2 separate regions of the Homo sapiens genome follow, and region 2 is linked to region 1. The links are chromatin contacts, found by Hi-C or POLR2A ChIA-PET in ENCODE. All regions are on one chromosome and are shown on one strand. The core of a region is the stretch at or near the end of the contact, and the rest is flanking DNA. Distances in the headings are between cores, read along the strand shown.

What was found. A loop is a pair of places that touch in the nucleus more often than their neighbours do. ChIA-PET counts read pairs that join two places held with the same protein, here RNA polymerase II (POLR2A). Pooled maps may share reads with other maps.
Region 2: a loop to region 1 is called in a pooled map, with 2.7 times the contacts of the local background. The contact joins two enhancer-like sites. A Hi-C loop is called at or near these places in 3 of 168 maps with a recorded cell type or tissue (Right ventricle myocardium superior, gastrocnemius medialis and heart right ventricle) and 8 of 50 pooled maps. POLR2A ChIA-PET finds 5 or more read pairs at or near these places in 2 of 52 experiments (A549 and Panc1).

The regions. Positions count from the first base shown.
Region 1 is chr5:138,638,437-138,644,342 of GRCh38, reverse strand. No RefSeq gene overlaps it. Among named protein-coding and RNA genes, the nearest start is that of HSPA9, 66 kb to the right of the region's middle. RefSeq lists enhancers at 2,249-2,328, 2,339-2,418, 1,988-2,541, 2,542-3,095. Within about 2 kb of position 2,347, at least 3 of the 41 ENCODE cell types and tissues checked have a DNase peak (open chromatin) inside an H3K27ac peak, as active enhancers do.
Region 2 is chr5:139,243,787-139,249,188 of GRCh38, reverse strand. No RefSeq gene overlaps it. Among named protein-coding and RNA genes, the nearest start is that of SNHG4, 28 kb to the left of the region's middle. Within about 2 kb of position 2,694, at least 3 of the 41 ENCODE cell types and tissues checked have a DNase peak (open chromatin) inside an H3K27ac peak, as active enhancers do.

The DNA.
Region 1 (5,906 bases), core at 1,098-3,597:
CTGGGTATCCACCCGTAGCTGTCAGGACCCTTAGGGCATTTTAAAAGGGTAGGGCAACCCCACACCACCCCCAAGGCAACCCTGTGGCCCTGTGGGATGAGGTAGACCCCTGAAGTCCTGAGAGTTTCTACAGAGCCAGGCTCTAGGGCAGGGGTGTCTAATCTTTTGGTTTCCCTGGGCTACATTGGAAGAAGAACTGTGTTGGGCCACACATAAAATACACTAACATGGGCCAGGAGCAGTGGCTCATGCCTGTAATCCCAACATTTTGGGAGGCTGAGGCAGGTGGATCACCTGAGGTCAGATGTTCAAGGCCAGCCTGGCCAACATGGCGAAACCCTGTCTCTACAAAAATACAAAAATTAGCCGACATGGTGGCACGAGCCTGTAATCCCAGCTACTCGGGAGGTTGAGAGACGAGGATCACTTGAACTGGGAGGCGGGGAGGTTGCAGTGAGCCAAGATCATGCCACTGCACTCTAGCCTGAGCAATAGAACAAGACTTCATCCCCACCCCGCCCCAAAAAACAAAAAAACCCACTAACACTGATAGCTGTGAGAAAAAAAAAAATCGCAAAAAAATCATGTTTTAAGAAAATTTATGAATTTGCATCGGGCTGCATTCAAAGCTGTCCTGGGCCACATGTGGTCTTGGGTTGGCAAGTTTGCTCTGGGGGAACAGATGACTTGGTCAGATGGAAGGGTGTAGACATAGGGATGACTTGGGCATGTCCCAAGTACAAGTCCACAGACTCCAGACTTGGCCTGTGCCCTCAGCTCTGCTGGCAATGCCTTTGTTGGCAGCCCAGAGGTCCCATCCTCCACACCAGCCACCACACCCAGGACTGCTCCTCATCCTTTGGACAGAGAGAATTTGGAGGTGCTAGAAGCCAAAAAGCCAGCCTTTTCTTTTGGGGCTGTGTAACCTGATACAGGCATCGTACCCCCCACCCCATCCCCCTAAGCCAGTGCTCATGCAGGCCCTGTTACTGGAAGGAGAAACTCCCAAGTGTGGGAGGCTTTGGGGTGACAGGGTGGGGAGGAGGAAGCCCGAAGAAGACAACTGGGAAGAAAGTCCTAACAGTGTCAGCTCCAGGTAAGGAATGTGCTGCACCCTGCCGACCAGCTCAGTACTCTAGGCTCAGCCCATCCCCATCTGATGGGGCCAGGAAGAGTCACAGAGGACTGTGAGATCTGGGAGAAAGAGAGAAAGCCATTTTTTTTTTCATGATGAAGAAGGTGGTGAGCAGGTCATGGGCAATAGCAACACAGATTAACCTGGGAAAAAGTTCTGAAGAAAATTGGGACATTCAGCTCTGCCAAGACAGTCAGACCAGGGTGAGCTACTGGGGGCTGGCAAATGGTCAGGGGTTACACTGTCCCCAGCCTAGGACCCAGCCAGCCTTGGCCGTGGCCCCAGACAAAGACTTGCCCCACTTGCTGATCTCCCAGAGGCAGAGGCCAGATTCCTTCCAGCCCAGGGAGTCTCTGGACAAGTCATAAAAGTGTTTCCTCCAAGTCTCTGTCTGGTCCTGCTAGAAAAAAATTGTCCATCTGTCAGTCTGCAGGTGAGTGGGGCTGGGTGCCGTGACTTACGCCTGTAATCCCAGCACTTTGGGAGGCTGAGGCAGGAGGATTGCTCAAGACCAGGAGCTCGAGACCACTTAAGCAACATAGACCCCACCTCTACAAATAAAAATGTAAAAATTAACCAGGTGTAATGGTGCGTATTTGTAATCCTAGTTATTAGGGAGGCTAAGGTGAGAGGATGGCTTGAGCCCAGGAGTTTGAGGCTGCAGTGAGCCATAATCGTGCCACTGCAAGCTTGGATGACATAGTGAGACACTATCCCTTTTTTTTTTATGGTGTGGGGGGATGGAGTTTCACTCTTTCGCCCAGGCTGGAGTGAAGTGGCGTGATCTCAGCTCACTGCACCCTCCGCCCGCCAGGTTCAAGCGATTATCCAGCCTCAGCATCCCAAGTAGCTGGGATTATAGGTGCCTGCCATCATGCCTGGCTAATTTTGTACTTTTAGTAGAGACGGGGTTTCGCCACGTTGGCCAGGCTGGTCTGGAAATCCTGACCTCCAGTGATCCACCCGCCTTGGCCTCCCAAAGTGCTGAGATTACAGGCGTGAGCCACCACCCCCTATCTCTTAAGAAAGGCCGACGCTATCTCTTAAGAAAGAAAGCAAAGGAAGAAAGAGAACGAGGTGACCGCACCAGTCACCTTCAGATTGATGGATGAACAGACAAAATTTCCGATGTTCCCTGAGCCAGGGCTAAGGCATCAGCCCAGAATCCTCTTCTCGGATGACTCAGGAGCGCCCCCTTCTGTCTGGTTTGGCTGAAACCAGTGTGGGGGGCGGGGAGAAAGAATGATTAAAGTAGATTCTAATCACAATGCCCAAAGACAGCCGCTGCAGGAGCAGGCCCTACCAGAAGGGTCCTCACTTTAGGCTGCCCCCCGATACTGCCACAGCCTGAATCAGAGCTGGACTTCCTCAAGGGGGATCAGGGACCAAGGAGGAGAATGTCTAAAGCGCAGTCGACCTGAGAGGACGCCTAGGCTGTCATACCTGGGCCTGGCAGCCTGGCCTCTGGGCACATGCCTAGAGCTCTGGAGGCCATCCAGCCTGCAGATGTCCCCAGCTTCATGAGAAAAGTCATGGTCTGTGTAGAAAGACCAGGCTCTTCCTCTGAGCCTAAGAAAGAAAGGGCTGAGACAGTCAATTATCTCAGGGCTATGAGTGTGTTGTCGGGGGATCAGCCAGCCATGGGAAGCACAAGAGGGGAGATGCTGCTTCTCCCCAGCAACTGCCCCCAGAGCCAATGAGACATGTTTCCCAAAGGACCTCCAGCTTCCTGTGTACAGGTGCAGAAGAGACCCGCAGACTCCTCTGGTGTTTAGTTCTAACATTCCATAACCTACAGGATTCTCTCTCCTGGACCATCTGCAGCTGCCCTTTCCCAGTTTATTCGTTAGTCTGATTTTTTTAAATTAATTAATTTATTTATTTGCCATATAGAGTCCACATTGGATCTTCAGTCTGATTTAAATCCATCTTGCTGCATCTGAATGACAGCTAGAAGAGAGGGAGGGGGAAAGCAAAGGGGATGCTGAGAAACTGAGGAGGAGAAAGACAAAACAAGGAGAAGGAGTGGAGAGAGAACTGAAGGAGTGGAGAGAGGAAGACCCGAGCAAGTACCTGAGAGGAGCCATCTGCCCGGTGGAGAACAGCTTCTGCATTGTCCCTAGTCACTCTCCCTGTCAACACTTCATAGCTGCAAGTCCATGCTCGCACTACATGTAGGCGTGGACACACACACATACACACACACATCACATACTTAGGCTGTGGAGAAGGCCTGGCTGTGTGTGGGGCTTGAGGGGCAGTCTGCCCCCTCCTGAATACTTATCTTCTCCTCCTCACACCTCCCCACCCCTCAGCCTTCCAGCACTAGTTCTTTGTGCTTTCAAAGCAGCTCCCTCCCAGAATGCTACCTCCAGGAAGTGCTGAGCTGAGAGAATGGGGGAATGGAAGGAAGGGGAGCTAGTCCTCTTCCCCCGACAGCACTGCTCCATCAAACAGCACCCCCTCCTCCCCTCACCTCCACCTCTTTCATCACTGCCACTGACAGCTGCAAAATCAGCCCTCCTCATCCTGAGCAGTGGACTGCGGGGATGTGTCCGTCTATTTCCTATCCACTTCCTGGGGCAGAAGACAGCTGGGGACGGAGGTAGAGAAGCAGCATCCCCATCCGTGCCAATACCGTCTCCCTCCCTTCCCCCATAAGTAAAGAAAGTCCTCCAGCCAGGCCCTAGAAGTAGCGTGCAGTCACCCCAGCTTTCTAAAATCCCTGTCCACAATGCCCCCGGCCCTGTCCTCCCAAGGTAGACTCTATTTCTCAGACCTTGGAAAGTCGCTCTAGGATATCTCACCCTGAAAGACAGATCCACTCTTGGAATGCTGGGAGACAGTGATGGATTCGCCCACACACTAGCAACCTACTTCCATTAACTTCTATGTCCAAATAATTTCTTTAAATCACAAGGATGAAGCTGGGGAGGGGAAGGCAAGCCTGTGACATCAATCTCCAGCAGGGATTCCTCCTTCAAACCTGGCCAGGGCAAAGCAGGAAAAATACCCAGCACATTCTTCTGGGACAAAACTATGGAAATGAGCCCCCACCCCACCCCGCCACCCACAGTGCCTCTTCTCACCTAAGTTCTTGGCCACCCTCTCCCTTGGTTCTGTGGAAAGACAGCACAGATAGAGGCTTTTCCACCCCTTCCTGGAGGTTTCAGGGCTCCGGCTGCTCCTTGGCAAGGTGCGGGCTGCCTCCTGGGGCATCCCAACCCCCCTAGCAGCCAAGAGAGCATCTCCTGCATGACCAGTGCCCAGGGTGACAGAAAGGGCAGGGCATGAGAAGGATAACTAAAAGCTAAGAGCTGTACCTCAGCTACCAATTTACCATTCCTTCTCAAATTACCCCAATTACTGCCCTCATTTTACAAAGGAGGAAGTGGAGACTTAGAGGGTCTAACTTGTACAAAGCTAGCTGCTAGAAAGGGACAGATCCGAGTCAAGCACAGGTCTTCCATCTCCAAAGTCTGCCTTTAGGGAGATCATGTCCTGGTAGGGAGGGGGGAGCAGGAAGCAGGTGACATTTCAATTGCTTAGTGTTCCCATCTACCCTTGGCTCTGGAACACAGGTTCATCAGCTCAGACCTACTGTTCTAGCCCCAGCCGGGCTTACCCTGCCTGCTGCTAATCCAGCCTCCAGCTGGGAGGTTTGGACATCTTGGGGATGGGCCAGGTGGAGCCTGGAAGGCAGAGGGGACAGAGAAGGGAAGAGCTGGCATTTTGACAGGGCCCAGGAGCAGGCAAGGGGAAGAGAGCTGGGCAGATGGGCCTGAACCGGCCATGTGGGGAGGCTGGGCCTTGAGAAAAGTGTAGGCATAATGGGGCCTGGCTGAAACACGGCTTCACCCAGTTGGCACTTCTTGCTTCCTTCATTGTCCCTATTGCTTTGAATTGTCTGCTTTAGATGTGATTCTTTTCAAATGGGCACCTTCCACCTACAAAGGGACTGGCATGGGGAGAGATTACTGATGTCATAGTCTTCTTCCAGTAGCAACAGCAGGCTAGGGAACTGGCAGCCCAGACCACAACAGGAGCAGTTTGTGATGTTCTGTTGCAGCAGATTGGAGAGGGTTTCCCATGGCTCAGACCTGAGGCTGAGGAACCAGAATAGAAAAGGCAGGAGAGAGGAGGCCCTGAGCTCTTGGACAACCATCGGGCTTGTTGGTGGCCTGGAATACAGGTGTCCATATAGGCTTTCCCCTCCGAGTAGGAGAAAAGTCAGCACTGTCCAGCCCTGTGGCTCTGATGACAGTGGTGGCTTAGTGTGGTGGCTTTGTGTGGTGTCCCCCTTAGAGGTGCTCTACCTCTTCCAGGCTCTGAAGTTCCCATAAACGAGGGGAGAATGAACAAGAACCAGTCACTGGCACTTGATGGTTTCTCTTATGTTGTTTCTCTTATGTTGTTTGCAACCTCCGCCTCCTGGGCTCAAGTGAGCCTCATGCTTCAGCTTCCCAAGTAGCTGGGACCACAGGTGTGCACCACCACACCTGGCTAATTTTTTTGTGTTTTTTGTAGAGATGGGTTTTTGCCATGTTGCCCAGGCTGATCTCAAACTCCTGAGCACAAGCAATCTGCCCACCTCGGCCTCCCAAAGTGCTGGGATCAAGAGTATGAGGCACTGCACCCAATCTGTTTGTTTTTTCTTTTTTTTGAAATGGAGTCTCGCTCTGCTGCCCAGCCTGGAGTGCAGTGGTGTAATCTCAGCTCACTGCAACCTCCACCTTCTAGGTTCAAGCAATTCTCCTGCCTTAGCCTCCTG
Region 2 (5,402 bases), core at 1,445-3,944, 600 kb before region 1:
AAAAAAAAAAAAAAGAAAAGAAAAAAAGCGAGAAACCAAGAACCAAGGCTGAGAGTTTTGAGGATTAAAACCATCCAGCTAAGTTAGTGGCAGAACCTAAACCTCTGGATGAGAAGGATCCAGACCCAGGGATTGGTAGAGCTCAGTCCTGATGGCTCTAGAGCCCATGTGCTCTCTGGATAAAGGTTGATGGAGAATGGTGGGATGTGGCTGGAAGAGATCCAGAGAGGCTTTTGATCCCACCTCAAAAGTGGGCTTAAAAGGACCCCTGTGCCCTGTGACTCTCCTTATTCTCCCAATCTCTCTTGACCAACTACAAAGACAAGAAGAGCTTGGCACCCGCCAAAAAGACATCTGAATCTTGCTCATTCTTGCAGCCAAGGGCTATTCCCCAGCAGCAAGCCACATTTCCTGCAGAATCATCCATTTCTTTCACCCTTGGCTACTGAGTTTTCCTTTCTTCTTTCTTTTTCTTTTTCTTTTTTTTTTTCCTTTGAGACGGAGTCTTGCTCTTGTTGCCCAGGCTAGAGTACAATGGCGCGATCTCGGCTCACCGCAACCTCCACCTCCCAGGTTCAAGTGATTCTCCTGCCTCAGCCTCCCAAGTAGCTGGGATTACAGGCATGCACCACCACACCCGGCTAATTTTGTATTTTTAGTAGAGATGGGTTTTCACCATGTTGATCAGGCTGGTCTCGAACTCCCAACCTCAGGTGATCTGCTTGCCTCAGCCTCCCAAAGTGCTGGGATTACAGGCGTGAGCCACCGCATCTGGCCCAGCTTTCCTTTTTCCTGTCCTTTCCTTCTGCCCCCCTTGCCTAAAGCTTTCCCTTTCGGAGCCCTGTCTCTTCCCCTCTCATTCATTCCTCTTGTTCCAGATCTCTGATCTTTATATACCTCCCCTTCTCCTTTCCCTCCTTCCCTCCCTCCATAAAGCAATAGCCTTGCTCTTTCCTCCCTAGATTGAAGGGCAGTAGTGTAGTAAAACAAATCGCTATCAACAAAAGTACATTTCCACAGTATTCATCCCCATGCCTCTGAGAAGATTTATCAGGGTCTCTCACCCTGCACTGTTATGTAAATATAATCTAACAGAAATATGATATCTAAGGAGTCTGAGGATAAAGTCTCCATAAAAACTATCAATTACTCACTGTGGCTTGGGTTTGGTTAACTCACTCACTGCCTTGCCTGGCTCCTGCCTTTCCCCATCTTGGGGGACAACTTGACAGGTGGTGACAGCTTATAAAAGATGCTTTCTGCTTCCTTGGGCCCTAGGAGGTCATCTGGAGGATCAAATGTTTGCAAAGTGCTTGAGAAATTATAAAGTGCTACATAATTCAAGGGTATCATTATTTCTATTGTCATGTGGGCTGTCTCTATGCCTCTTTGATTTGACAGATGTCTGCTCTGCCTGCAAGCCTCAGCTAACCCCATGCTTGGGTATCTATAGCCTCCTTTTGCCTGCCTGCACCTATAAGCATTACTATCTGATTTCCCTCTTTCTAGGTAGTCCCTGGGAACCCTGGAATCACATTGATGTCTGTTTGTCCTAATAGTTGAATAGGAAGATAAGCTGTTGATGGGGCTGAGAATCCTCTGAGTAGCCCTCCACATTTCCACCCCGGAGAGTGGGGCAGGTATAGAAAGGGACGGAGAACTAGAAGGGAGGCTAGAGTTGAAGCCAGACCCCAGAGCAGCTGTGCCAAGGGCCTCAAGATTGCATGTGCTGCCCTAGATTACTCAGGGGGCTGTGCTCAAAGAGGCCTACACTGCCCTCTGTTCCCAAGACAGGAAGAGGAGCCTGGCAGTTAAAGGCCCAGGATGTGAGTCCTGGGTTTAAGCCCCAGTTCTGCTACTTTTCTCTTTTTTTTTTTTTTGAGACGGAGTCTCGCTCTGTCACCCAGGCTGGAGTGCAGTGGCGAGATCTCGGCTCACTGCAAGCTCCGCCTCCCGGGTTCACGCCATTCTCCTGCCTCAGCCTCCTGAGTAGCTAGGACTACAGGCGCCCGCCACTGCGCCCGGCTAATTTTTTTGTATTTTTAGTAGAGACGGGGTTTCACCGTGTTAGCCAGGATGGTCTCGATCTCCTGACCTTGTGATCCGCCCATCTCGGCCTCCCAAAGTGCTGGGATTACAGGCGTGAGCCACCGCGCCCGGCCGAGCTCTTCTACTTTTCACATTTCCTCTCACTTTTCTTATTTGCCAGATGCCGGTGATAATGGTATCTGTATTAGAGTTGTTGTAAGGAATAAATGAGACAGACTTGTGAAGACCTTAGCATGGAGCAAAACCATTTTGTTGTTTTAAGCGTCAATCAGAATGCTTTCTAGATCATGTGCCTTGCCGGTCAAAGATCTGGCCATGAGGGTACAGAACTTGCCTGGTCACCTTTCCTAGGAAAGGGCCCTTAGATGTGGGTTGTGTCCATTCCCCCTTGGGATCAGGCTGCTTTAACCCAGCAGCCCCTAGGGGCTGCAGTTTAGGTACTGTAGGAGGCAATAGAAAGGCAAGAAGAGATTGGGGGAGGTGGGTGTCTCTTATGTAGAAATGTCAAGAGTCAGAGCTGAAAGTGAGGGAGGTGGCGGGGGTGGGGGGAGGAAGGAAGAATATAGGATGTCTCTAAGCTGCCAGAATCCGGATGGGGCTGCAACTCTGGGGCCCTGGCACTTCCTGCCACCCCCAGTCTTGGGAATGAGTCACTAGAGGGAGGAGTGCTGGAGCCATCATGCTCGGCCCACAGAGCATCGGGTTCTGTTCCCCAAAAGAGGACTGGTGGGAGGCAGAGGGAGATCCAGAGCTTAGGGGCCAAGGGGAGCTAGTCCAGGGGAGAGGGCAGGAATTCCTAGGGCTCAGTTCACCTATTGCAAGGCCAGGGAGGCAGGCCTTATCTTCTACCTCCTGTGCCAGCTTCATTCCCCATCCTGGCCATGAAAAATCAACCTACAATTTCTCTTCTGATTTCTGCCTCTGCCTGTCCTGAGTAAACTCTATCCAGTTTTCTCCAGAGAGGGCTGTTTCATATCCTTCTGGTTACCCATAGTAGGGGAGGGGACAAGGGTCTACTCTGCCCTTTTCCACCTGGCTGACTCTTAAAGTCTCCTCCCCTTTCAAAGCCTTTCTCTCTGCTTCTGAACAACCTGCCCATGACTCTGTTTTGGCCCTTAGCTTATTTATGGGGATTTTTATTCCAGAAATGCCTTATACCTCAGCCTTCCAGCTTCTTAGTCAGGGTCTTCCTTATGTCCTTAGAACACAGCCAAATGTTAGGCATAAATGTATGGATATAGCATTGGCCCACAAATATTGTTTTTTCTTCCTCACTCCTTTAATTGTTGGCATTCCTTGGCTCTTCTTTATAGTTTTCATTTACTGAGCACCTACTATGTGCCAGATGACTTTACATATTCATGTATTTAATCCTCAAAATGACCTAATACATATTTTACAGATGAGAAAACTGAGCTCAGTGAGGTTAAGTAACTTGTCCAAGGTTACATAGTCAGCAGGTGGCAGAAATGAGATTTGACAGCAAAGCCCTCACTTTTTTGTTTTGTTTTAAAAAGCTATTGGCTGGGCGCAGTGGCTCACACCTGTAATCCCAGCACTTTGGGAGGCCGAGGTGGGCGGATCACGAGATCAAGAGATTGAGACCATCCTGGCCAACATGGTGAAACCCCATCTCACTAAAAATACAAAAAAAGACCAGGCATGGTGGCTCACGCCTGTAATCCCAGCACTTTGGGAAGCTGAGATGGGTGGATCACAAGGTCAGGAGTTCAAGAACAGCCTGGCCAAGATGCTGAAACCCCGTCTCTACCAAAAATACAAAAATTAGCCAGGCATGGTGGCACGCGCCTGTAATCTCGGCTACTCGGGAGGCTGAGGCAGGAGAATCACTTGAACCCAGGTGGCAGAGGTTGCAGTGAACTGAGATGGAGCCACTGCACTCCAGCCTGGGCGACAGAGTAAGACTCCGTCTCAAACAACAACAACAACAACAACAAAATACAAAAATTAGCTGGGCGTGGCGGCATGCGCCTGTAGTCCCAGCTATTCGGGAGGCTGAAGCAGGAGAATTGCTTGAACCCGGGAGGCGGGGGTTGCAGTGAGCTGAGATCGTGCCACTGCACTCCAGCCTGGTGACAGAGGGAGACTGTGTCTCAGAAAATAAAACAAAACACCAAGAAAACTATTGTTATTATTATTTTTAAATATAACTATTAGACGTCTTAGTGGTAACAATTTCATATAGAATTTTCTGTTACTTTGTGGGTTGCCTGTTTCTTTACTGAGATTTAATTTATACACTAGACAATTCACCCATTTAAAGCGCACAAAGTTTTTAGTATATTTACAGAGCTGTGCAACCATCAACACAACCAATCCTAGAATATTTTCATCACCACAGAAAGAAACCTCCTACCCATTTGTAGTCAATCCCAAATTGCCCCAACTCTAGGCAGCTACTAATCTATTTTCCATCTCTATAGATATGTCTAATGTGGACTTTTTATATAAATGGAATCATGCAGTGTGTGGCTTTTCCTCCCTGGCTTTTTTTTTTTTTTTTTTTGAGACGGAGTCTCACTCTGTCCCCCAGGCTGGAGTGCAGTGGCGCGATCTCGGCTCACTGCAAGCTCCACCTCCTGGCTTCACACCATTCTCCTGCCTCAGCCTCCCGAGTAGATGGGACTACAGGCGCCCACCACCACACCTGGCTAATTTTTGTATTTCTAGTAGAGACGGGGTTTCACCGTGTTAGCCAGGATGGTCTCGATCTCCTGACCTCGTGATCTGCCCGCCTCGGCCTCTCAAAGTGTCAAAGTGCTGGGATTACAGGCGTGAGCCACTACGCCCAGCTTTTTTTTTTTTTTTTTTTTTTTTTGAGACAGAGTCTCACTCTGTTGCCCAGGCTGGAGTGCAGTGGCACCATCTTGGCTCACTGTAAGCTCCGCTTCCCGGGTTCAAGCAATTCTACTGCTTCAGCCTCCTGAATAGCTGGGACTACAGGTGCACACTGCCACACCTGTCTAATTTTTTGTATTTTAGTAGAGACAGGGTTTTACTGTGTTGTCCAGGCTGGTCGTGAACTCCTGAGCTCAGGCAATCCACCTGCCTCAGCCTCCTAAAGTGCTGGGATTACAGGCATGAGCCACTGTGCCCAGCCAACTGGCTTCTTTTACTTAGCATAATGTTCTCACGATTAGTCTATGTTGTAGCATGTATCAGTATTTCATTTATTTTTATTGTTGAATAATACTCCATTGTTATACCACATTGTATTTATCCATTCAACAGTTGATGAGCATTTGGATTGTTTCCACTTTTTGGCTATGATGAATAACGTTGCTGTGAACATTCGTGTACAAATTTTTGTGTGAACACATGTTTTCAATTCC